Regions from separate parts of the Mus musculus genome. Here all the other regions are linked to region 3. A link is a loop called in an ENCODE intact Hi-C map of the cell type or tissue named here. Cell type or tissue: gastrocnemius. All regions are shown on one strand.

The links. Peaks named below come from ENCODE experiments on the same cell type or tissue, not always from the same donor. Only the 100,000 strongest peaks of a DNase experiment are listed, where the experiment ranks them.
Region 1: a loop joins it to region 3, with 7 times the contacts of the local background. A loop is called at or near these places in 12 of 42 quality-filtered maps.
Region 2: it touches region 3 in a loop (10-fold over the local background); 25 of 42 quality-filtered maps call a loop at or near these places.

The regions. Positions count from the first base shown.
Region 1 is chr7:46,532,186-46,540,185 of GRCm38, reverse strand. All of the region lies in intron 9 of Sergef (secretion regulating guanine nucleotide exchange factor), which reads left to right. Among named protein-coding and RNA genes, the nearest start is that of Sergef, 100 kb to the left of the region's middle. In gastrocnemius, a CTCF peak has its summit at 4,609; a DNase peak (open chromatin) is centred at 4,645.
Region 2 is chr7:46,564,849-46,572,848 of GRCm38, reverse strand. All of the region lies in intron 9 of Sergef (secretion regulating guanine nucleotide exchange factor), which reads left to right. Among named protein-coding and RNA genes, the nearest start is that of Sergef, 71 kb to the left of the region's middle. In gastrocnemius, CTCF peaks have their summits at 3,131 (motif pointing right) and 7,263 (motif pointing right); a DNase peak (open chromatin) is centred at 3,121.
Region 3 is chr7:46,390,186-46,398,185 of GRCm38, reverse strand. It overlaps Kcnc1 (potassium voltage gated channel, Shaw-related subfamily, member 1), which reads right to left and starts at 1,718. Exons shown (of 4, transcript NM_001112739.2): 1 at 1-1,718. The coding sequence starts at 508. In gastrocnemius, CTCF peaks have their summits at 555 (motif pointing right) and 2,071; DNase peaks (open chromatin) are centred at 788, 1,074, 1,756, 4,811 and 2 more places; H3K4me3 peaks cover 2,313 bases; H3K27ac peaks cover 2,477 bases.

The DNA.
Region 1 (8,000 bases), 140 kb before region 3:
GGATGGATGGATGGGTGGATGGGTGGATGGGTAGGTGGGTAGATGGGTAGGTGGATGGATGGGTGAGTAGGCTATTGATGGGTGGATGGATGGATGGATAGCTAGATAGGTGGATAGATAGCTACATGAATAAGTAGAAGAGAGGGTGGGTGGGTATATGGATAGCTTTAGAGATAGGTGGATAGATAGATGGATGAGTGGGTGGGTGGATGGGTGGTTGGGTGGGTTGGTAAATCTGTAGATGGTTGGATAGATAGGTAGGTGAATGTGTGAGTGAATGGATGGGTAGTTAGATGGGTGGGTGGGTGGATAGTTAGGTATGTGGATGGAGGGGTGAGTGGACATATTGTGGGTAGATTGATGGTTAGGTGGGTGAGTAGACAGATGGGTTGGTAAGAATGTATGTATGTATGTATGTATGTATGTATGTATGTATATATGCATGTATATATTATGGATGGATGGGTAAGTAGGTGAGTGGATGTGTGGATGGATGGATATGCAAAGGTAAATGGATGGGTGGATGGATGCTGTGAGGTACTCTTTACCCTCCCTAACTTTTACCTAAATATACTCTCATTGTTAAAGCACGGCCTGGGTTTTATCAGCTATGTGAAGTCTTGTCTGCTTATCCAAGAGCACAAGGCTCCTGACTACCTTCCCAAATCCCCAACATCAATGTCTGTATTGGTGTATCCGGCAGTAATCCATAGTCAGATATTTTATTTATGTTGATTTTTTTTCCCCAAAGTTGTTTGGGCGTACTGTCTCCTCCCTGTTTATAATGGAATCCTGGGAGGGCACATGCATTCATGTGGTTTCTTCTGCTTTGCCAAAGTATTTGCCAATACAGTAGATGCTCTCATCATGAATGGGTGAATGAATGAACGGATGAATGGTAAGTGGTGTCAAAGTATTAGGGAAGCTTCATGCAATAAGACAGCTTCCCATCAGTTAGTTCATTATGAAATCCCAGAACTTAGAGGATTTATCCCTGAGTGGTGATTTCTAAGTGCATCTGGGGTGGCGAATGGCCCCAGTTCTGTCCCTCTGACCCCACCTTCCCTTTTGACTTAGGATGGAGTCATAAGCCTCCTTTAATGCCCAAGTTTGGACCCAGACCTTGTCTGAGTCCCTTAAGCAGAGTTGGGCAGATAGACACCGATTTGACGATTTGTCTGACTATCCATGAGTAGTGAGAGGGTATGGCTCATGGAAAGGGAGTGACATGAGTCTGGCTGGCCTGCTCAGCCTAGGATAGCCAGGGGTGCTGCAAGGGGTGGACTCTAGCTCTCTTAACTCTGGCTCTCCTCTTTGCTGTGTGTTGCATCCCCTGTAGAAAGCAAATGTAAACTTCTTCCTAGGAGCTCTTTCTGGGACATTGGACATCCATTTCCAATCCCTCTGGATACATAGTTCCTTTTCTAACTTGAGACATTTGAATGGTGCTCCTGACATCCATCCATCCATCCACTCACCTACTTACCCATACATACATACATACATACATACATACATACATACATACACACATACATACACACATACTTACAGACCTGGCTCTGTCTTTTCTCCAATTCTTAAGGTACAGATCCCTTAACTACCTCATGGAGAAAATATCCATACCCAGACTGTGGGTCACCCAAGGCTGTGACATTATTCTGTGTCACACAGCTGGCCCCTACCAGCTTGCAAGTTCATCTCTCATGCCATTCCTTTGGGTTAGCATTGCCCTTTTCTGAAGTGCCTCCCCTGGGATTTGTATAACACACTGGGTGCCTTGTGTCATTCAGAATTCATTTCTTCATCAACTCACTTGGGACTCTAGATTCCCTGGTGAGCAGTGGACACTGAGGGCTCTGGTCAGCACTCACAGCAGTAGAGGCCTATTGTATTGTTTCCTTTTCCATAAGGCACAGCAGGACTCCCGTGTTCCTTTAGATGAGTCCTTGAGGCAGTGCTGGGTTCCCCATTCACCAGTCTTAGGTTTCCAAAGAACAAAAAACTCATTCAAGGTCAAGTTCTGGTGGGTGGTGACCCTTCCTACACAGCGTTTCCAGGCTCATCCTGCCTGGCTTTGCTCTTCTTTGCTTCATTCTGGCTTTAGCTCCAGACTTCATCTGTGATTATAGGCTAAACCTTTTATTATTTTGTCTGCTGCTTCTATACTTGTTTTAATTTTTGAGAAAGTTCCATAGATCCCAGCAGGACTTTGCTCCTCTCTGACTCCGAGGTTCTCTGGCTTTCCAAGCTGGTTGTAGTGTCTCCCCTGTCACTCTGAGCACCCATGGCTTTCTGCTCTCATATCCCTGGTATCAGGTCTGACCTTGCTTGATCTCCTTGTCTGTCCGTGTTTCTTACTGCTTCCATCTGTCTTGCTTCTTTGCTGGAGGAAGCTCTGCCTCTTATCAAGTGGGCTGTGTCCTCTGCGATGTTTGCATCTCTCATTCAGCAGCTCTCCTTCCTCTCTTCCTCCTCCCTCCTTCCATCCCTCCCTCCATTTCTTCCTTCCTTCCTCTCTTCCTCCTCCCTCCTTCCATCCCTCCCTCCATTTCTTCCTTCCTTCCTCTCTTCCTCCTCCCTCCTTCCCTCCCTCCTTCCATCCCTCCCTCCCTCCATTTCTTCCTTCCTTCCTTCCTTCCTTCCTTCCTTCCTTCCTTTCATTTTTTAAACATTTACTTGTTTTATGCGTATGACTATTTTGCCTGAATGTATGTATATATGTATGTATGTATGTATGTACATCCTGGGACTGGAGTTAGGGATGCTTGTGAGCCATTGTTTCAGTGCTGGGAACCAAATACAGGTTCTCTGTAAGAGCCACAAGTGACCGTAACACCCAGCCAACTCTAGCTCCATCACCAACCACTCCTGAAATGGATGCCTGGTAGTTAAGCATTGGAAGGTCCAAGGAATCAGGGACTCTCAACATTTACTACAGCAAAAATGATGATGGCAGAAATAGAAGATGTTCATTCAAGAGCAGGAGGAGAGTATGTGTAATCCAGATTCAGGGAGCAGACGTGTCTTTCTGGAACAGACAGGGTTGAGCCCAAGGGATGAGTTGAAATTGCTTCAGTGGGTGGGTGGGTGGGTGGCAGTGGTGGTTGGGGAGTTGTAGGTAAGGTACAAGGAGATACTTTAATGGGGACAGGGCATCGTGTGCTGGCGAGAGCTGTAGCGGAGGAGTAGTCAGCCTAGAATAGTGGTGGTGGGGTGAAGGGACTGTGGCAGTGACCGAGACCAAGTTGAGCAAAGGTTGTGGTAGTGATATCAAATAACGGATTCCGACATGCAGGAAGTGGCTTCATGTAGCCTCTGATGGGTCTGTCAAACCCAGAGCTGTTCTGCCTCACCCTGCCATGTCTCTGCCTCCCTGTCTCCATGTTCTTCCTTCACCTGACACTTGCTTCTTGGCTGGTTCTGCATGCCCAACCACCCTGGCCTGCGCAGTCCTGAGGAGAGAGGCTCAGTGTTCTGTGGTATCCCTTCCACGTGTGCCTCTCAGCATCCCTGCAGTTCATCCTCACTCCTGTCTCAGCAGCAGGGGTACTGGGGACAAGGTGACCTCACAGCCAGAGTTGCCAAGTTGTCTAAAGAAAAGCAAGGAGAGACACACTGCTGCTTTGCATTGCTAGACTAAATTTTTCAACAGAAGGGCAAGAACGGGCTACTCCTTCCTGCCCAGAGAAAACAAGGTCTGGTGTGGGTAACCATACAAGGTGGTGCTGGGAGGACAGGGCTGATGCCCTCAGCCTTTTATGGACTCAAGTGGAGCACTGGCATTGGAGTTGCCCCCACCACCACCCACCAGGGTCCATCCAGCCTCTTCATCTGATGAAGGCTTCGAAATGTCTAGAGTTCACGTGGTTTGCCCAAGGTCACAATAAGCGGGCAGCCAAAAGGGAACCAGAAAGGAAGTCTCTGGCTCTGTTCTTTCATGGGGCCCAGTGACAGTTCATGATTCTTTTTTCTGTTTTTCTTTTTCTTTTGTCATAAGTTTGACAGTTTGACAGTCTGGAGAATAAGACTCACAGTCTGTTTTAACAACAGTCAAGCTCGATATTCCCTGTCGTGCTCCCCCCCCCGTCCCCCCCCCATCCCCCGTCCCCCCCCCCCTCCCGTCCCTCCATAGGAATAGTTTGCCCAAGGTCACAGCGTGAGGGAGGGCAGTGCAGCCTGCAGACCTGAAGTCTAGTCCTTCTCTGCACATTCAGAGGCTCTTCCAGGGCTCTGGATCTAGAGAACTTGGGCTGAAAAGTCTCCTCCTTCAAGTGTCTTACAACCACAGTCGGCTTCACCAGCCCCTACCTCATGCCCCCCCCCCCACCCCCAGCCCCTTCCTCGGTCCTGTCTTTTCCTTGTGTGGCCGTGGAAACTGCGTCAGCTTAATTAGGCTGCTCGGTGCAGTACTTTTCCACTGAGTTTACTAGGAGCCGTGGATTTGTTGTAACAAGCTGCACTGCCGGCTGCAGTATCTGATTGGCATGCCAGGAGCATCACCAGTGAACAGCTAAATAGAGATGGGGAGGAAAGTGGGTCAGGAAGCAGGCCTCACTTGAGCTCGCTCGGTACCTGCAGAGGCTGCGGAAGGCAGCGCAGAGGCGGCAGGTGGCCACAGCATGGCACTGTCTCCCACAGCCTGAGCCTCAGCGCCGAGCACCCTGCCCCCACCAGCTCAATGCTGCAGCTCCCCTCCCCCTCTGCAGGTGCTTGCTCCTGTGGCCAATTTGCCTTCTGCTTCCTCTGTGGATGGACAAAGCTGTTATACCTGACAACCTGGGATGGGGGTGGCTTTTGGCTCAGAAACAATGCCAGAGAAGGGTTCAGTTGGAATCCTTAGCCACTGGCTTTCTAAACCATCAAGGCTTTTGGATTCCCAGGACTAGTACTGTAATGAGCTGGCTAGCTGGGTTTGATAGGGGTACACAGTGGAATATGAGCAGAGGGGCCGGTAGTGTTCCTCCTATTCCCATGTTTCCGCCTGCCCCTTCCTTAACTCTCTCCCTCCTCTCCCCCAATTATGTCACCTTCTTGTGCTGAGCTCCCAGAGAGAGAAGTGAGTGATTACGCCAGAGGGGACTAGGGGAACCTTCTTGAAGGCATCGAGGACTCGGTCAAGAGAAGAAGAGATGGAGGAAAACTGGTCAGAGCTTGCCGTGCAGATCTCAGGACTGCCTTGTGGAGGCCGGTGGCCTCCGTGGTAGCATAGAACTGGAGTCTGTCTCAGAATGGGAGGCTGCCTGGAACCATAAGGATCTGCTATCCACACTGCTCGGTGTAGAGATAGGCAAGCTAAGGCATAGACAGAAAAAGTGGGCCTGCCCTGTGCTGTTAGAACCACATCATGCCTTGTTTCTAATGCCGCTCGCTGGGAGAACATCAAGTCCCCTTTGGCTTTTTAGTCCTGTGTGTGAAGTCAGGAGCTTACCTGATGTTCTTCACCCATAAGCCACACGTTAGGGAAGGAACACTAGGCTCAGTTAACCTAGGGTCTCAGGCTCACTCAAATCCCATTTCTATAATGCTATCCTTCCTCTGCCCCAGTCCAGTACCTCAGGCCAGTGTGCACGGTTCCCTTAGCCATCGGGTTTCCTTGAATAATACTTGTGAGCAATGGGCCTCATCTCAGTGTGAGGGCCGATTCTCAGAACTGAAAAACCCCTGGTGGAAAGAACCAGGACTGTTGTGCTTGTATGCAGTTCTGAGAGAACACTGGGCTCGTATTGTTGAGAAATTGTTTTCAATAATTTCTACTTAAATTTACTGAAATTCACTTTAATGACCACCTTTGTTAGAACACTTCCACTCTGCACAGCACATCTTTCCCTTTGGAGGAGAAATCAGAGGGTGGAATAAAGCCAGTCTGCCTGACAGATCCTTTGGAGAGTTTTAGTTCAGCATGGTGTCTTTGGACTAAGTAATGAGACACTGAAATGAAGGACCGTGTGCCCATTTCCTGATAGATGTACCAAATGAACCATCCTGATAGGCTCTTTCAAGGCCAATATGTTGTGGAAGGTAATTGACCATTCAGATGTCAAGTAGTCTCTCGATGGAGCAAAGTGGAGCACACGAACAAAAAAAGCCCATCAGGAGTGTCCCGAGACCTTCTGCCTGTGAAGATGGCTCTCCCGTGACCTTGGGACTAGACAGCGGCAGGCCCCACTATTGTCTTCTAAGCTGTGTTGAGCTGTGGTGCAGGTTTGATGAGAAAGGGTGGTTTTAGATGCCCCCCAAACCGTTTCTGTGGCCTTGTAAAGGCTCAATACACAGGCAGTCAGGGGGCCTTCGTGGACGAGTACTTGTTAGAGGAGAGGGAAGGAGAGAGGCTCCTTAGCCTCTGAGACGCGTTTCATGTAGGCCGCACAGTCTCAAGCATTTCTGCATCCTCGAGTTGTGAGGTTACATCAGGACTGTCACTAGGTCATGTGACCTGGTTGGAAAGGGTAGAAAAGAATGAGGTCACATAGCGGGCAGCAACCTGCAGGCCTCCGGCGACAGTGCAGCGCACACAGAGGCCTTTGGAGAGTCTTTGCTGAACTAGGCATGCCTGCACACAGCCTCTTTGGTCACAGACACCTAGTTTAAAAGTGGTTCTCAGTCATCAACTATTTGGCCGCAGTCAGGCTGTGGTCCACCCTCCTTGGTTTGCTTCTGGGAGTGTTTTTCTGCTTCTGGGAGAGCCTACTTCTGTGGGAGGAAGAAGGTGAATGGTTCTCTGAGCCAACACGGAGCTAGCTGAAGGCAAGCTCCTTCCTTCCATCTCCTCTTCCTTGCACTGCTCTGTTACGACCTCAGCTCCTGCGGACCTCCCAGAATAGAAACCCACTGGTCCCAGCCAGGCTCTCCGTCTTCTTCTCTAGGCTCAGAACAGAAATGATGGCGTCTTCAAGGTCTACGTGACCAAAGTGAGGGCAAGATTGCAGTGTCCACTGCTAATGGCTGTATACCTTGTCCCTTAAGTACACCCCCAGGACTTAGAGACTCCGTACTCCCCGTGTCTGTGTCTTTCCTCCTGCCTGCCATGTTGACCTTCCAGGCTGGCTGTGGGTTAGCAAGCCTGGGTATTTTATGTGTAACTTGCCCTTCTTTGTGTACCCGTTCCCTGAGCACATCCCGTGATGTCAGCCTTTGAGTGTCCCGTGTTCCGTTCCTGTCTTGTCACTTCTGCTGCCGCCTGCATAATTCCGAGCTGCTCGTCCTTCGTGTTGACTCTAGAGTGTGAGCTGCTGCTGCCGCTGGCTGCTCTGACTGCTCCTCTTCTCCTTGCTTGTTTATATCCCAGGCTCTTATGTTAAATGTTCATTAAATGTTCTACGATCCATCCAGAACAGCCTTGTCAGAACAGGGAGGGGAAAAGCACAGATCTATCTTCCCTCTTGTCATTTCTCTTAGATGAATGAATTAAATATTTTTATTGCCTTGAAGATTAATTACCTCCCGTCCTCAGCCGGCTTTAATATTCTAGCTGTCGTTTCTTGTGATTGGGGCCTGACAGGGTTTCTGCTCTTCTTCCAAACTCCTTCCTTTGCCTGGGTCTTTGTTTCTGTGCGGCCTTGGCTTCTGTGGGAGAGGGCACGCTTGACTTGTGGCTTTAGATGAAGTGCTGAGTTGTGGATTTTACAGTTCACATGCCTCTTGGAGTTGCCTGGATTTTTTTTCTGGCGTGTGGGGTATGGTTATTGTGGTCACCAAATAAAACACTTGAGACCCAGAGAATGTAAGCAATGAACCCAAGGCTGTCCAGTGGATACATTTCAGACCCTGATGCCACACTGGGTTTGAGGCTGTAGATATGCTCTATCATTTGCACACAGTGGAAAAGGCACCGAGGCACTGCTTTAACCAATCTTGCACCCACTTTTGGAAGCACCTATTGTGACATAGACATGCCTTGTCAGGGTGAGGAAGGAGAGGCAACCACCTGTGGGCAGGCGATGTCAGCTGGATAGTAGACATCCCCTGCCCCCCAGCTGGATAGTAGACATCCCCTGTCC
Region 2 (8,000 bases), 170 kb before region 3:
GGACACCTGGATGATCCAGAGGAAGCCAGCAGCACACTGTTTTCATGCAGCGAGGTGGCACCTCAGCATCGAAATACCCAAATTAATTCCCTGTCATTAGCAGCCCTCCCAGCTGAGAAGCCCCAGCAGGCAGGTCAGAGTGTTCCAGGAGGGCAGTTGGGGAGAGGTGGGTTCTTCTGCCCATGGTGATCTGATTCACCTGACACTTCGTTGTTTCCGAAGCTGGCGGCTTGGGGGGAATATGGGGATGGGTGGGTGGGGACATTAGAGGCGGGGGTAACAGAGCTCACTCCTCACATCCAAGAGGAAAGGGTGCCCGGGTCCTCGCTGCGCTGCTCCCCTTCCGCTCACCGCTCTCCTCTACCTTGAGTTTCCTTTCTTTCTGCCCCTGCTCTATCGCCTGCGCTTTTGTCTTTTCTGATCATTTTAAAAGACAGAATGGTAAGAAAAATATGTGATAACAGACCCCGTCCCTCCCTCTTCCCCAATAGTAGAGTGGCCACCAGAGAGGTCTGAGTTGTCTGAGAACAGGCTGCAGCAAAGCCAGGCAGCAGCAAGAAACAGAGGTTTCTTTTCTTTCTGTTTTCTATTTTGTAAGGTTCTTACTATGTAAACTTGACTGGTCTGGAACTTGCTATGTAGACTCAAACTCAGAGGCCTCCTGACTCTGCTATTCAGTGCTTGGATTAAAACTCTGTGCCACCATGCCTGGCACTCTTATTTTAACTATTATTATTTTTTTAAAATTCTACACAAGTGCTATATTTACATCACATTCCATCCTACTTCCTTACTCCTAAAGTTCATGGGTTCTTCTGTAATTATTTATATAAATACATACACATGTATATACATACATACATACATACATACATACATACATACATGTGTATCCATCCACCCATCTATCTGTCCACCCATCCATTCATCCACCCACTCATCCATCCATCAATCCATCCATCTATCCATCTATCCATCTATCCTTCTATCCATCCATCTATCCATCCATCCATCCATCCTTCCACCCACCCATCCATCCACCCACACATCCACCCATCCACCCATCTATCCACCCATCCATCCTCCTATCCATCCATCCTTCCTTCCACCCATCCATCCATTCTTCCACTCATCCATCCATCCATCCATCCATCCATCCATCCTTCTATCCACCCATCCATCCACCCACCCACCCATCCACTAATCCTGCTGTGTCCCTTTAGTGATGTGCACATGTGTGTGCTTTTAGGCTGGCACTTTTACTTTAGTGACTATTCTTGCATTTCTCAGGCCTCATCTGATCGCAATGAAGTATCCCTACTCTCTTGTGATGGGCAGTCACTTTATTCACGCTCTTACATTGTATCAGTTCCTGCTTATTTCCTTCCCTCCTCTCCCCTCCCCCCCTTTCCTTTCTATCCTCGACAGGATTATGCTGCAGAGCCCAAGCTAACCTCAAGTTTATGATCCTCTTGCCTCAGCCTCCCAGGTGCTAGGATTGCAAGTGTGCACTTTAGTCTTTATACAACATTGGTTCTCTGTCACCCAGCATCCTTATGCATTCTTAGGATGCCCTGCCTTTTCTGCTCACTGTCAAGTACTCATGACTGCCCACTGTAGCCTTCCTATTTTCTCTTGTTTCTGATACTGATGGCTTAATCATTGGTAAAGGTACACACAGGAGGCCTGTGGGCCCCTTTGGATTCACGTGTGGCTACATTGGGGTTCTAGCCTCGGTTGGCTAAAACCTGTGTTGATCTTAGGGGCCTGTAGGGATATGTATATGCTTACATCAAGATCAAGCCCACCTAAGCATATTATTCTTTCAGGGTGGGTTTTGGTCTCACTGCGTGGTCCTGGCTGTCCTGGAAGGGAATATTGTTCTTTAAAACAATGGGCCAATTATGATCCTCACACATCCTCAGATTTAGCACTACAAATGCACGCCTGGCCCCGAGACTGTGGCAGAGGTCCACACATCATGTTTCCCAGGCATAATGACCTTTGATACCTAGGGCCTGAGGACCAGTGGAGGTCAAGTCAGCCTTTGGCTACTCAGGCTTCCCTCCATGTCTTTCCTGGCTGCGACCTGCTGCTTTACTCCAGTCAGGTGTGTCACTGGGCAGAATGATACCAGGCAGGATGGCTCCAGCCCTGCCCTTCCTTGGACATGTCTTTGGGCAGAGATTTTAATAGAGGGCTCCAGAGTCCCCAGTTCCTGGAGGCTAACCCAGACACCACATGATCATCAGGGCTGGGTTCCCCTCTCCTGGGGATTCCATTTTAGGGTATAAACAAAAGCTTATCCTTTTATTGGCTTTTATTATTACTTTATGAGGTAGGCAGGATAGGGATTTATTTTTAAAAAGTAATTTTAAGTTTCTTGTTCTAAAAATAATATGTGCTCATTGTAGAATTGCATGTACTTTAACCACCCCAGAGAGAACCGCTTAAAATATTCCAATATATTTTCCACACTTTTCTATGGTAGTTTTGAAAACATGAGACGGTTATTTTATAATCTAGATTTTCCCATCTATAACAATATTGGTTTTGTTTCACTTGTATTAGCTATCCTTTAAAATAGTTATTTGACATTAAAAAAAATCTCATTACTGTTTGGATATGTCACAATTTATGTGGTTATTTTTGGAAATTTAGGTTGTTTACGAGGTTTTGCTATTAGAAGTTGGACAGTTCTATACTGAAATGCTTGGTCAAAGCTATATTTTTATTTTTCACTGTAATTTTAAATTTATTTTTAAAGGTATACTTATTTTATAGCTGGCTGTCTCCCTCCCTCCTTTCTCTCTCTCTCTCTCTCTCTCTCTCTCTCTCTCTCTCTCTCTCTCTCTCTCTCTCTCTTTGCCCGAATGTATGTTTGTGTGCTACATAGGCCCTTGGAGGCCAGACAGGGGCTTTAAATGCCCTGGGACTGGAGGTAGAGATGGTTGTGAGCTGCCACGTGTGTGCTGGGAACTGAACCCTGGTCCTCTGTAGGACTGGCCAATGCTCTTAACCACTGAGCCGTCTTTCCAGCCCTCAACTGTACTTTTTATGTGTGGGGTGTTTTGCTTCTATGGATGTCTATGGATGTCTGTACAGTGTGTGCATGCAGTGCTCTTAGAGGTCAGCAGAGGGCATCAGATTCCTGGGGAGTAGAATTACAGACTGAGCCATCATGTAGATTCTTAGTCGGGCAGTGGTGGCGCACGCCTTTAATCCCAGCACTCGGGAGGCAGAGGCAGACGAATTTCTGAGTTCGAGGCCAGCCTGGTCTACAGAGTGAGTTCCAGGACAGCCAGGGCTACACAGAGAAACCCTGTCTCGAAAAACAAAACAACAACAACAAAAAAAAATGAACTTGAGTCCTCTGGAAGGGCAGCCACTCTTAACCATCATGGTTCAATAACCATCTCTCCAGCTCCTAGGTATTATGTAATAAGGAATACAGTACCATGGGAATTCTATTTCTTTTCCCAGACAGGGTCTCATGTATCCTAGGCTGGTCTGGAACTCTGTTCATAGCTGAGAATGACCTTGGTCTCTTAATCTTCCTTATTTCTCTAATTGTAGGCCCGTGCCAGCACACTGGCTAAGCATGCAGACTTTTTAAAAGCTTGAGAATAGGTTTATTACAGCAAGAACTTCTAAAGTTGATATTCTGGTTCAGTCATTGTTGGTACGGATGAGGGTGTGTGAGCATGCTAAGCCCCAGGGCCCTTCACTTAGGCCACAGGTTCTTAAAAGCCCTTTACGATCTCCCTGCTGGTTCCCTTGGCCAGAGCTAGGATAGAGAGTAGATCGTACAGAGCAAGAAGTGTGACCGACCTTGCGTTGACTGAGGGCCCAGTCTTCCTTATTAGGACACGAGAAGAATGCCAGTCCATCATCTGCTCTCAGATGGGGACAATGCACGTGAGGACATTGCAAACACCAGGAGCCCAGTGGTGCCACAAATCCGTCTCGTTTTTTTATCTCAGAGTCAAATAACACGAGGACATGACCACTCATAGTCGATGGGCACTGAAGCCTCAGAGACCACTCAGCCTTGGCTCCTTATTCTACAGGTTCAGAAAGCAGAGGCTCAGGGGACCTAATGCTGTCCAGTGTCACCCGGCGGGGCATCTCCATACTCTTGTCTCTGTATCACATCCCTGTTCAAAGGTTTCTCTGGTTCTGCTTCATAGTTTTACCCAGTCCTTTTAACATCCTGTTGCATTGTGCTAATTTACTCTTTGTGGCGTTGAAAGAAAATGGAATCCTAGGAAATTACAGATGCTCAGCTTCATTGCTTCATCTTGGGAATCAGTGAGCCAGATCATGGGAAGTGTAGCAGATACACATGTTTGGGGGTGTAAGTACCTCATGGCTGTGACTTTCAGTCCTCCAGTCCTTGAGCCCCCAGACCCTGGTGTCTGTACCCCTTGCTCCCTCATCTTCTATTTTATTGCTAGCACCCTTGCTGTGTTCAGTATTTATGTCCCTCTAAATTGTGAGCATTGTGATGTCTGAATTTCTTAAAGACTTATTTATGTTTAACTTTCTTTGGGGTGGGTGGGTAGGTGTTTTGTTTGTATGTCTGCAGGTGCACCACATAATTCTATGTGTGCCTGGTGCCCTCAGAGTCCAGGAGAGGGTGTTGGGTTGGTTGCCTAGAGCCTGAGTTACAAGTGATTATGGACTGCTCTGTGGGTGCTGGGATCTGAACTTGGGTCTTCTGCAAGGGCAGGCAGTGATTTTAATCACTGAGACACCTCTCCAGTTCCCAGGACTTCTCATACATCTTCCCACCCAATGCCTGGCACAGAAGAATATTTGGTATTGAATGAATTTAGTTTCCTGTGAAGGCTTAGGCAAGTCTTCCCTCTCTTATGGCCTCCTCTCAGCATTCACAAATTCATGGGCCGAAATTCTTTCTGGTTCCAACATTTCATAATTCTATTTATTCTTAGTTTTTAAGTATTTGGCAACACTAGAGCCATTTTCTTTCTATTTTCAAATAAAAATTTGTATAGAACCTCAAAATATAAAATATAACTGCAAAACTGGCTCTAGGGTTAAGAGCACCTGGGATAAATTCCCAGCATCCACATGGCAGCTCACAACCATCTGTAACTCCAGTTCCAGGGAGTCCAGTGCCCTCTTCTGGCCTTCCTGGGTACCTGGCATGCACATGAAAATAGACAAATATATACAAAACCTCTGTATACATAAAAATAAAAATTATATTTTTAAAAAGAGTAGAGGTAGAGTAGAGGGTAAGAATGAATGCCAGCCACTGGTTCCCAAGTTCAGAGCAGTGGGGCTCACTCATAGCACCTAGTTTCACAAATATTTCCCTAGATTAAGGGAAGGCTGGAGCCATGACCCAGTGTTGAAGCTTGTGCTCGGCACAAACAAGACTCAGGCTTTAATCCCCAGTGTAGTAGATGGGTAGACAGACAGACAAGAAGACAGACAGATAAAAAAATCAGTGCATTGTCATTGTGTAGGATTCTGTTTGTAGTCACATATGAATTTGTTTTTTGTTTGAAACCAGGGTCTCTCTGTGTATTACTGGCCTGCCTAGAATTTGCTATGTGGACCAGGATGGTCCTGAACTCACCGAGATCCACCTGCCTCCCTCTCCTGAGTGCTGGGATTCAAGGCCTTTGCCGCTATTGCTGGCTGTCACGTAGGACTTTGAAGGAAATATCGACTGTTGGGGATGATACAGTGTGGCATCGGGTGCAGGATGCTAGGTGAGCGGTTATCTCTTTAGGTGCTTTTTACTTAGTTATACCAAAGAAGAGTCAGGCTAAGTTTTTCCTGGTGAGATTTCATTAGTGATTCATTTGATCAAGGTTACCCAGTGTACTTAACCATTCTTGTAGTTGTATTTTTTGTCATTCTGTATACACTGGGGGGTCTGGGAGGGGGCTGTGCTGTGGCATGTGTTTAGAGGTGCTAGAGAGTTGGTTCTCTCCCACTGCTGCCTTGTGGGGCAGTACCATGAACTCAGACGGTCAGGCGGTCAGGTGTGGTGGTTTACCCTCTACCCGTCTGGCTAGCCCCTCCCAGTGTGCTTCTGTCTAGTTTTTCTTCCATGAGTACAGGTGTCATGGGACCTGAGCATCTGTTTGCTGTGGCATTGCCAGGGAGAAAGACCCCTTTCCAAGGTGGCTCTTTATTCAGTCTCATCTCTGCTCCATCCCACCGAACTGTACCCTGTTGAGGTGACTAGGGAGCTCACAGCCATGTGAAGCACTGGGTTGTCAGTGAGTGAAGATACAGGGTGAATGACACTGCAGCTTCTTTCCTTGTTAGCGCACAGTCACATTGAACCCCGGGGTTAGCAGCTGGGAGGCAGGCTGAGCTAATATTTACCCAGCTCTGTGATCAGAACTGTTTGAGGGATGGTTTGGCTTGTTTGCATTCGAATATCCAATAATAATCAAGAGAGACGGAAAGCTCTTGTTGTTTTTTTTTCAAATACATATTTACCATGTATTACATTATCTTTTATTAATACAGCAGCTAAGGAAACATTCAAATGACATTGTCCTTCGATCGTTTGATTTACGGGGCTTCCTGGATGTCAGCGGCAGGGACTCAGCTGATAATTTTCTTTAAGGTTCTCAACACTCAGAGAAACATCATGGTGCTTCTTACCCCCAGCCTGCCCCAAAGCTGCTTGCATTTTGTCGGATCCTTGTGCCTAGGGCTGTGCTGTAGAAGTTGGAGCCTAGTGGTCCTATTTCCAACAGAAGTTCTTGAAGTGACTGTTACTGGAAGAGCCGAGACATGTTGTTGACGGCTACAACTGATCACCCCAGCTGATTGGTTCTGTCTGGACGTATGAGAACTGTCATGACATTTGGAATTACTCAAACTCAACTTTCCAGGATGGGGTAAATTTCGAATCTAAGGTTTAAGGATCCAGCAGGCCCTTGCCTGCCTGGCTCAAAAGCTGGGATTCAGAAAACAGTGTCTTTAAAAAAAAAAAAAAAAAAAAAAAAAAAGAGCACAGTTGCCCTTTGTATTCCCAGGGCAATTGGTTTCAGGACCCTCTGGGAAGGTCAGATTTTGTAGAGGCTCAAGTCTCCTTTGTCAAATGTAGCCTCAAATCCCATATGTAACACGTAGTGTTTGTATACGCTGAATACGTGCCATCCGGTATACTTTAAATCAGCTATACATTACTTTTTCATTAAAATTTTAAAATGTATATTCTGTCTGCATGTTATGTCTGGGCATCACTTGTGTGCAGTGCCCAAGTAGGCCAGCAGGGGGCATAGATGCTCCTAGGACTGGAGTTGTGAGGCTCCATGTGGGTGCTGAGAATTGAACCAGGGTCCTCTGGAAGAGCAGCCAGTGCTCTTAACTACTGAGCCATCTCTCCAGACCTGAGTGAGACCATGCGTGGGCTTTCTTTAACCACGGTCCAACTCTACAGAAAACTTGCTTCTCCAATACAGACACTGCATTATCGTATTTCTTAGTGTTTAACATCATCTAATGTGCTGAAAGGAAACTGCTTTTTGCTCCTAAAATTAGACTTTGACATTGACTTTTGCCCCAGAAAAACAGGCATTTCAGAATCAAATAGTTGCATTGAAAGTTTAGTAGTTAAAACTCAGTGTCTTGTTTCCCGTTGCTGTGAGAAAGCACCCCAGCAAGAGGAACTTGTGGGGAAGGCTCATTTCTGCTCACAGTTTGAGGGTGCGCTCCATCTTGTCCATCATGGTTGGCAGTGTAGGGTATGGAAGGGGTCAGAGTGGCAGGAGTTTGAAGCAGGCTGGTCACATGGTATTCAGATTCAGGACAGAGAGAAGGGGTATGCAGACCAGAGCTCAGCCCACTTTCTCCATGTTCTATAGCCCAGCATCCCCACGCGGGGGTAGTCCCAAGACACCAGTCTCCTATGAGCACATTTTGTTTCATGGTTGTTCATATATTTAAAAACTTAATGACCCTTTATGTTGTGGCCACTGATTGAATTACTACCCATAAACCAC
Region 3 (8,000 bases):
GCCAGAAGCCGCCAGGCCGGCCATCTGGGGAGTCACTGAGTGCCAATCTCTTGGTCATCTCCAGCTCGTCCTCGCCGTCGCCCGAGTCGCCGGGGCCGTCGGCGTCCGCGTCGTCGGCGCTGTTGTCCAAGGGCGCACCGCCAAAGCTGTCCAGCGCCTCCTCAGCGTCTCGGTGCTGGCGATAGGTCATCCAGCAGCAGGGCTCCACGTCCGTCTCGTCGATGCCCCAGAAGGCCAGCTCCTCCTCGTAGAGCGGCCCGCACACGTCGGCCGGGCAGTGAAGCTTGCCGGTGCGGTAATAGTTCAGGATGTGAGCGAAGACGCCCGGGTGGCGGTCGAAGAAGAACTCGTCGGCACGCGGGTCATAGTCGAAGTGGCTGTGGGCGTCCGGCTCTGCCAGCCAGGCAAGCCGCGTGCCGGGCAGCGTGCGCAGCGTCGAGCGGTACGTCTGGTGGCGCGTGCCGCCCACGTTGATCACGATGCGCTCGCTCTCGTCCCCTTGGCCCATCGCGGCGCCCCCTTAGGCATGGCGCGGCCCAGCGACACCCATGGGAGCTGCCGCCAGGGGGAGTTGGCGACGGGGAGGGGGGCGCAGGGCCTCTTCCCCCCTCCCCCCAGCCGTCGGGGGGCACAGAGGACCGCGGCTCTGGCCACCCACCCCAACCAACGAGCCAAGCTCCCTCAGGGGGAGCTGTCAGGCAGGTGCGGGTCCAGGGGTGTGTGCACGGGCTCCCTAGGGTCTTTAAGGCGCCTAGTGTGAGAGGGAGCTGGCCTGGCTGCGGAGGAGGCAGTGGAAGAGAGGAGGGAGGTAAAGAGGGAGGGAGGAAGGGAGTGGGGCGGCGCTCAGCGGCGAGGCCCGGGAGGAGGGGAGAGAGGATGGGGGGGCCGGGCTCCCGGTATCATCTCAGCGGGAAAATGGAGAAACCGACACAAAGCTTTTTAGGGGAAGGTCAGCTGCTCCGTTTCGGGGGCCGGACCGATAGACCAGCCCCAGCTGGGAAAGAGGGGGTTACGAGAAATCCGCGCTTGGCTCTGCGGTGGTCGCTGCAGCGCGCTCCCGGTGCGGTGGGGACGGATGCGGCTTGCTCTCCTCCCTGCGTGACCGGTCCCCTTCGGCTCTCCTTGCCTATCTGCCTACTCCCCTCGGTGGCGGGTGAAGCTGCCTGACCTCCCTCCTCGTTCCTTCTCCCCGCCTCCCGGAGGGGATGGCGGGTCCCCTGGGTAGGGGCACCAGGGTGCTGCCCCGCGGGGCGGCCGCTGAGCGCAGCACCTTGTGCGCTCGGGCTGGGTCAGGGGTTCCGCTGGGCTGCGTTGGGACTCAGGCTTCCGCGGCGGTGCTGAAGGGACAGCTCCCGGACGGCTGCGGAGCTGCGCTGGGCCGAGCGAAGGTTCTCCCGGCCGGGTTTGCTTGGCGGGGCCGGCGGGCACTGGCTCCGGTGTCTCTGCGCCCCGCACTCCGCTCTCTGCTCTAGGAGGGCGGGTGGCGCTGGCAGCCGAGGCGAGGGGCGCTGCCGAGGTCGGGCCCGGTAGGCGGGGGTGGCAGGTCCGGGCGCGGCGCAGCGAGACTGGCGAGGCCAGGGAGGCGAGGCGCGGAGCGGCCACCGCCGCCACCGCCGCCGCCGCGCCGCTGCTGCCTCCGGGCTGCTGCTCCGCTGCCTGCTCGCTTGCTCGTTCGCGCGGTCCGCGTCCAGCCCGCGGCTCTCCGGACACGGGCACACGGCGCGCGCAGCCGCACTCGCCCCCGGAGGGAGGCGCCGCGCTGGGTCCTAAAAAGCCCTGATTCTGCGCCCCCCTCCGAGGCCGGCACCGAACCCCGCCTCCCTCAACCCTGGCGCTGGGGGCGCCCGCCCTTCGTTGCCTCTTGCTCGGTGGGGACCCGCCGACGCTCCGCCCTAGGGGAGCTCCACTTGTTGGGCGGAGGCTCCCAGCGACGTCTGGGCCCGCGCCCCCGTCACACCGAGGTGAGAAGGGCGGCGGCCAGCTCCTCTTCTAACCCAGGAGCCATCTGATACCCTGAGCAGACAAGCCATTCCTTGACCAGGACGAGACTGACCTCTTAAGGAATCTTTTAATACCGACCCTTCCCGGGGAAGCCTGAAGGCCCAATGATTCTTTCAGAGATAACTTCTTACAGGGACTGTAAAATAATACCTTTTTCACCATCCCTCTGTCCTAACTCACCATTAATGATCAATCCCGAGCCCCTCTTGATCCCTTTGGCCCCTTTCAGGCCTTGAACCCTTCCTGATTCTAGGGTGGCTTAGTCACAACCATGACAGACAGACCTCAGTTTACCCAGAAAACTGAACTACCTTATGAAAACATGCACAAAGACTGCTCAGCCCCTTGAATACTGGCGGCCTCGCTCCCCTTCAGGCACTCTGGGTGGTGAGCCATGCATGTCCAGGGCTGTGGTCCCTACATACTGGAAGTTAATGCTGGGGACAGAGATCGTATTTCTAACTTCAAAGTCCTTCTGGCCCACGCTTGCCACTCACCCCTAGGTTTATTTAATCAACAGTCATTAGCTCTCATTCCGTACTTGCTCCAGATTCTCTACCAAGTACAAAAATCACACGGGACAAGTCAGACCCAGCTCTCAACCTCCAGGGACTCCCAGCTTTTTAAAGAAGTGAGCAGGTGGGATTGAGAGGGACTGGAAGGTCAGGCCCAGCTCCAGAGGCCACTGGGCTATGAAAGATGCTTATTGATTCCTGTCCACTACAATCGAACAGGCTGCCCCGGCACAGGGGATTTAATTAAGAAGCGAGAGACTCTTACCTGTTGGCTAACAGTGCAGATAGCTGTCTGTCTATACTGACCCCCAGGCACTGTTGCGAGCCTAGGGACAAACCTGTGACCTATCTCCCCACCTGATCGTGGGAATCACAGCACTAATTAAAACAGATCTTCATGTCACAGGGGGAAAGTGCGGGGAGGTAGAGAGGGGGTGAGAGGCGGGAGGCAGAGAGGCAGAGTTATCAGAAAGGGGCAGAGATGGACAGACAAAGAGGAGAAAAGTCTGAGGAGACCTCTTCCCTCCAGAAACTAATCACAGCGTTCCTCCAGACAGCCATTCCCTTTGGTCTCAGAGTGAGGCAGGATAGATGGCTTTCAGTGCCCTTCTCTCTCTGGCCAGAGTCTGTCCCATCTCCTGGTCCAGAGTGATGCACCTCCAGCCTGGCCCTGATTCAGATCCCTAGGACAGTGGCTTTCAGGATGCTCAGCCCAATCCTAAGATTAATAGAGACCCCGGAAGTGAGATTTTTTTTAAAAAGAGGCATGCAGAGACAAGGACATGTACAATCTCAGCTGTGAACGGTCAAGAGGCAGACCGACAAAGGGGCTTCCCTAGACTCTTCCTCAGGAAACCTGAGGAGCCAGCCACAGGGGCTCAGGCTGCCCCCTCTTCCCTGTCTGCAAAGCCACATAGGAGCAGAGCTTGGCTCTCCAAATGTCTCTCTAGTTCAGCTCTCTTTATCAAAGGACTGCGTGTGCCTCCAGAGCTTCTTTCCACAGAGCCCTAGACAGGGAAGCCCCTCACTGAAGTCGAAGTGATTCGCAAAAGGAAACCGGCTGGGACCCTAGAGTCCTGGCTTTAGAGGCTCCAGATGTCTAGACTCTTTAACTGAGACTGAGTCTTGAGTGAGGACTTACCAAGAACCTCTGAGAGGTAGGCACTAAGCTCCAGTCAGACTCTACTCCATGGTGAGGAGCAGTGGGCACTATGGTGGGACCTGGGCATGGGAGAAAGCAGACGGAGAAAAGATCAGGTCTTGGAGGGACAGAGAAAAATCTTCCGGTGGAGAAAGTTGGGTACCGAAGACTCTAACTCTGGAGGATGTGCCAGAAAAACATGGCTGTGCCAGGGCTGGAGGGAGAGAGCATGGGAAAGGGGTCACAGCACAGTCCGAGAGCTAAGCAGGCTGGGCTCAGATGGGGGAACCCTCCCCGAAGTGCCCCACTTTCAGAGTCCCACTTTGATCTCTGATGACACCCCCTGGTCCTAGGCTTCAAGGAGCGCTCCCTCTTCTGTACCCCAAGCAGGGCATAAACCGTCCCTTCTCTCACCTCCCCTTCACACCAAGAGAAGGCTGACATTCACAGAAAGCCCAGAAAAACCAAGATGAAAGCACAGGGGGAAAAAAATAAAACAAGGAACAGAGAATCGAGGTTGCAAGGGGGCGGGGGTGGGGATTGCTGATCAAGCCCAGCCTCTTCCGCAGAAATGCTAAAACCTCACCCCTTCCTGCCTTTCAGCCATCCACAGTATAGCTGCCTGCCCCTTCACAAGGGAAGGCTTACAGTCCCCGTCCCCCCCCCCCCCACAAAATTATCTGTGGTAGCTGTGGCTGGTTGAGGATGATCCGTCATGTCTCAGGGTTCTGAGCAAGAACTAGAATAGACTGCCTGGGTTCTAGTCTCTAGTGTCCCATCTCTGACTAACTGTGACCTCAAGAAAGCTACTCAACTCCCCCGTGCTTCAGAGACTTATCACTAGATGGGATTAGCTCTTGTCTCTGCATCCTTAACTCCTATGCTCTCTGGGATGTTTCTGGTTCAAGCTGAAGAAGTAGAAGTGCTGGGATGTGGAAAGACACTACCCCTGACCCCCCACCCCGTGTGGGAATAGCTCCGCTCAAAGGAAGAACTGGGCTGGATGGGAAGTAGAAAAATGTGAGGGGTACCTGAAGGCAAGCTGTGCCTATGTTGTCACACCTGGCACTTGCACACCTGCTGGGATCAGGAACTGGCCCAAGTCCAGCCCCTCAGGCTTTTGTCCAGGTTGGCACAGGGTTTCTGTTGCTCTCCCAGGGTCAGAAGCTTCTGTGTTCCTGGTGGGTTGGACTGCCATCTTGTGGCGGGGCCTGGAATCTAACCTACACTGGCCAGCTGAACAGCTTCTGGCTACCTGCTGGGATGATGGGTCCTGGAGCTGGCAGGTGTCCTCTTCCCGAGTCAGAACTCCCTCTAGTGGGCAACAGGGAGCAAACCCAGGGGCTAGAAGTGACACTGTGGGTAATTGATGACCTTGACTACTGGTTTATAGCTTGGATGGTGACTATGGTGTTGGGCTGAGCTGCCTGCAGCTGCTGCTTCTTACAGTGAGACAGAGGCTCCAGAGAAAAGCAGAAAAGAGCTAAGGTGAAGAACCCTGCGTGTGTGTGTGTGTGTGTGTGTGTGTGTGTGTGTGTGTCCGCGCGCGCGCGCGTGCATGCGTGAGTGTATGTGTGTGTGTGAGAGAGATAAGACCAGGGCCTTTCAACTTCTATACTGAAGACACTGCACCAGAGAACCTGTGATGCTGTGCTCTTATAATAGGCAGGATAACAGGTTCTTTCTATTCACTAGATGCCATTAGAAGCTACGTTCCTAGCCATGGCCATCAAAAACATGTAACATGAATGTCCATCAATCTGTCTTGGTTTCTCTCAATCACATAAGATGAAGCATTATCTATATTGGGCTACACATGTAATATTGTGTCTAATCACAGGCTGCGGGTTACTGGAGTATACATGATTTTATTTTGTGTGACATCCCTACTCCAGAGCCATGCAGTACACACACACACACACACACACACACACACACACACACACACACAAATCCTAGAACATTTTAAGTGAATTTAGGATGTTTGTGTTGTGTCTCATTCACATCTATCCTGTTACCCATGGGCCACAGGTTGGACACTATGGTCGACAGTCTTCACAAGCTGTCCCTAGAGGCGTAAAAATTCCTAGGCAGGTTTGGTTGCAAACATTGTTTTGCAGCTCACTGGCTGCATACAGCAGTCACCTCCCTTCTCCAGGCTGTGCTTCCACATCTATGTGAGACCACTGCTGCCTTCTGTGTTTTTAATGAGTTAGTATTCTATGTTTATCCCTGCTTCCCCCTTCTCTCAGGATTAACCCCATCCCATCTTTTAGACCAGCTCCAGTTCCTTCTCTCTCTCCTAGATTCCTGCTGGTCCACAGCCAGAGAACACCAGCATGGTTGGGGGACAGGCGATCAGGCCTCCTTGAGCTTAGCCTTTGGGAGGGAAAGGATCCCCTTCCCCTTCTTGCTGCCTCTAAGGATGAGATTTTGAGCGGGGATGATGAGGTCAACTTACTGCTTGAACCCTGAGTGGGGTCAGCAAGGAAATCAAGGAAATAGAGAAAGGGCCGGGCATAGACACATGCACAGGAAATCTGGGGTCCATATAAGGGAGTGTGCACTCTGATGCTACTGCTGGCAACCCAGGACCTCATCCTGTCTGTTGGGTACGGTAGAGGGGAAGTGGCTAGCTGATCTTTATGAAGTCTCTCTACGTGAGCTCTCTTGGGTTGTAAACATGCAGGAGAGAGAAACTGCAGTTGGGTCCATGGCCTTGGTTTTTGTCACGACTGCACCCATGACAACAGCATCCATCATTATAGACTTCACATGGAACTCCCTCTGCTCCCTGGATGCCACATGAAGATGGTCAGGAGAGCACTGTGCAGAGGAGGATGTGAGCAGCACAGGACAGGGGCCTCTGCAGTGCAGCTGAGGTCCTCTGTGGGGTGCTTTGTGGCACACTAGTGAGTGCTGGGTGTCTATCAGCTTGAAGGTGGACTGGACAGCAGTTGTGGAGGGGCAGGTCCAGGCGTCATTGGGTGGACCTGAAGCCAAAACTTTTTGAAAGTTACACTTTTAAAAATGGCAAAACAATAGAAAATTGGAGATTAAAGGGAATATTTATTTACATAGGAAAAAATCAGGATGATTTAAATCTTTTGAAAGCTGATAGGTGCCACCAACATTTGTAAATCCAGGGCAAAGCTTTGTTTCTTAAAAACCCTCCCTCTCTCTCTCATATGTGTATGCACATGGACACATACAGACACAGGCACACACAGACACACACAGACACACACAGACACACATGCACACAGACACAGACATACACAGACACACATGCACATAGACACATGCATATACATGCATTTGTGCACATACACACATGTAAGCACACATGCACACACACAAATGAGAGAGGGAGAGAGAGAGATCATGGCATGTACATGGAGGTCAGAGGACAGCTTGTATGATCTACCATGTAGCTCCTAAGGGTTAAACTCTGGCCTCAGGCTTGGCAGTGAGAGCCTCTACCTGCTGAGCCATCTTGACAGTTCTAAAAGCCTTACACTCACTATTTGTCTAGCAATATGCCAGTCAGTCCTATTTACTCAGAAGCTGTTACATTCAGACAAACAAACAAACAAGCAAAGAACAACCCAGCGGTCACATTTACTGGCAGTTGTGGGGAGTCATATTCAGTTACCACAGCCCTGAATTTTAGATGGACTTACAATGAACAACCTCCCTATTCCTCCCTGGGGAACTTTTTATATGCACCAAGTAACAGCTTTAAATCTCCACCCAGGTGACAGTTTCCCAACAAGTGGGTGGCACCACTTAAAGGCACAGTCCAGAATACACAAAGCAGTACTTCCCCTTCCCCTTTGGGATAGCATCTCACTGTGCCATCCAGGGCTCCACGTCCAAGAAGCCGGCACTGAAGTTGTATACCACTATGCTTGACACTGGATAAAAACAAAAAGAAAGCAAACAGAACCCCCTACCCAGTTCTGAAGAATTTTGAACCTGGAGGACTCAGACCTCCCGATTTTGAAACTGACTACTAAGTTTCTGGTATCCAAATTGTTCTGTCCCAGTGTAAGGATTAGTACATAAACCAACGAAGAGGAACTGGGCAGCCAGAAGTAAACCCATGGAATTATGGGTAATTGTTTTTTGGCAAGAGTGTCAGGACAGCCTACAGGAAAAATGGCCTTTTCAAGAAATGAAGCTGGACCAACTGGAAATCTACACGAAGCAAAGCAAATTGGGATCCCGGTCCCAAGCAGGCAGTGTTTTGTTTTGTTTTGTTTTGTTTTGTTTTGTTTTGTTTTTTAAAAAGAGTGGATCAGCTTCCAAAATGCAAGACCTAAAACTATATGGTTCTCAAA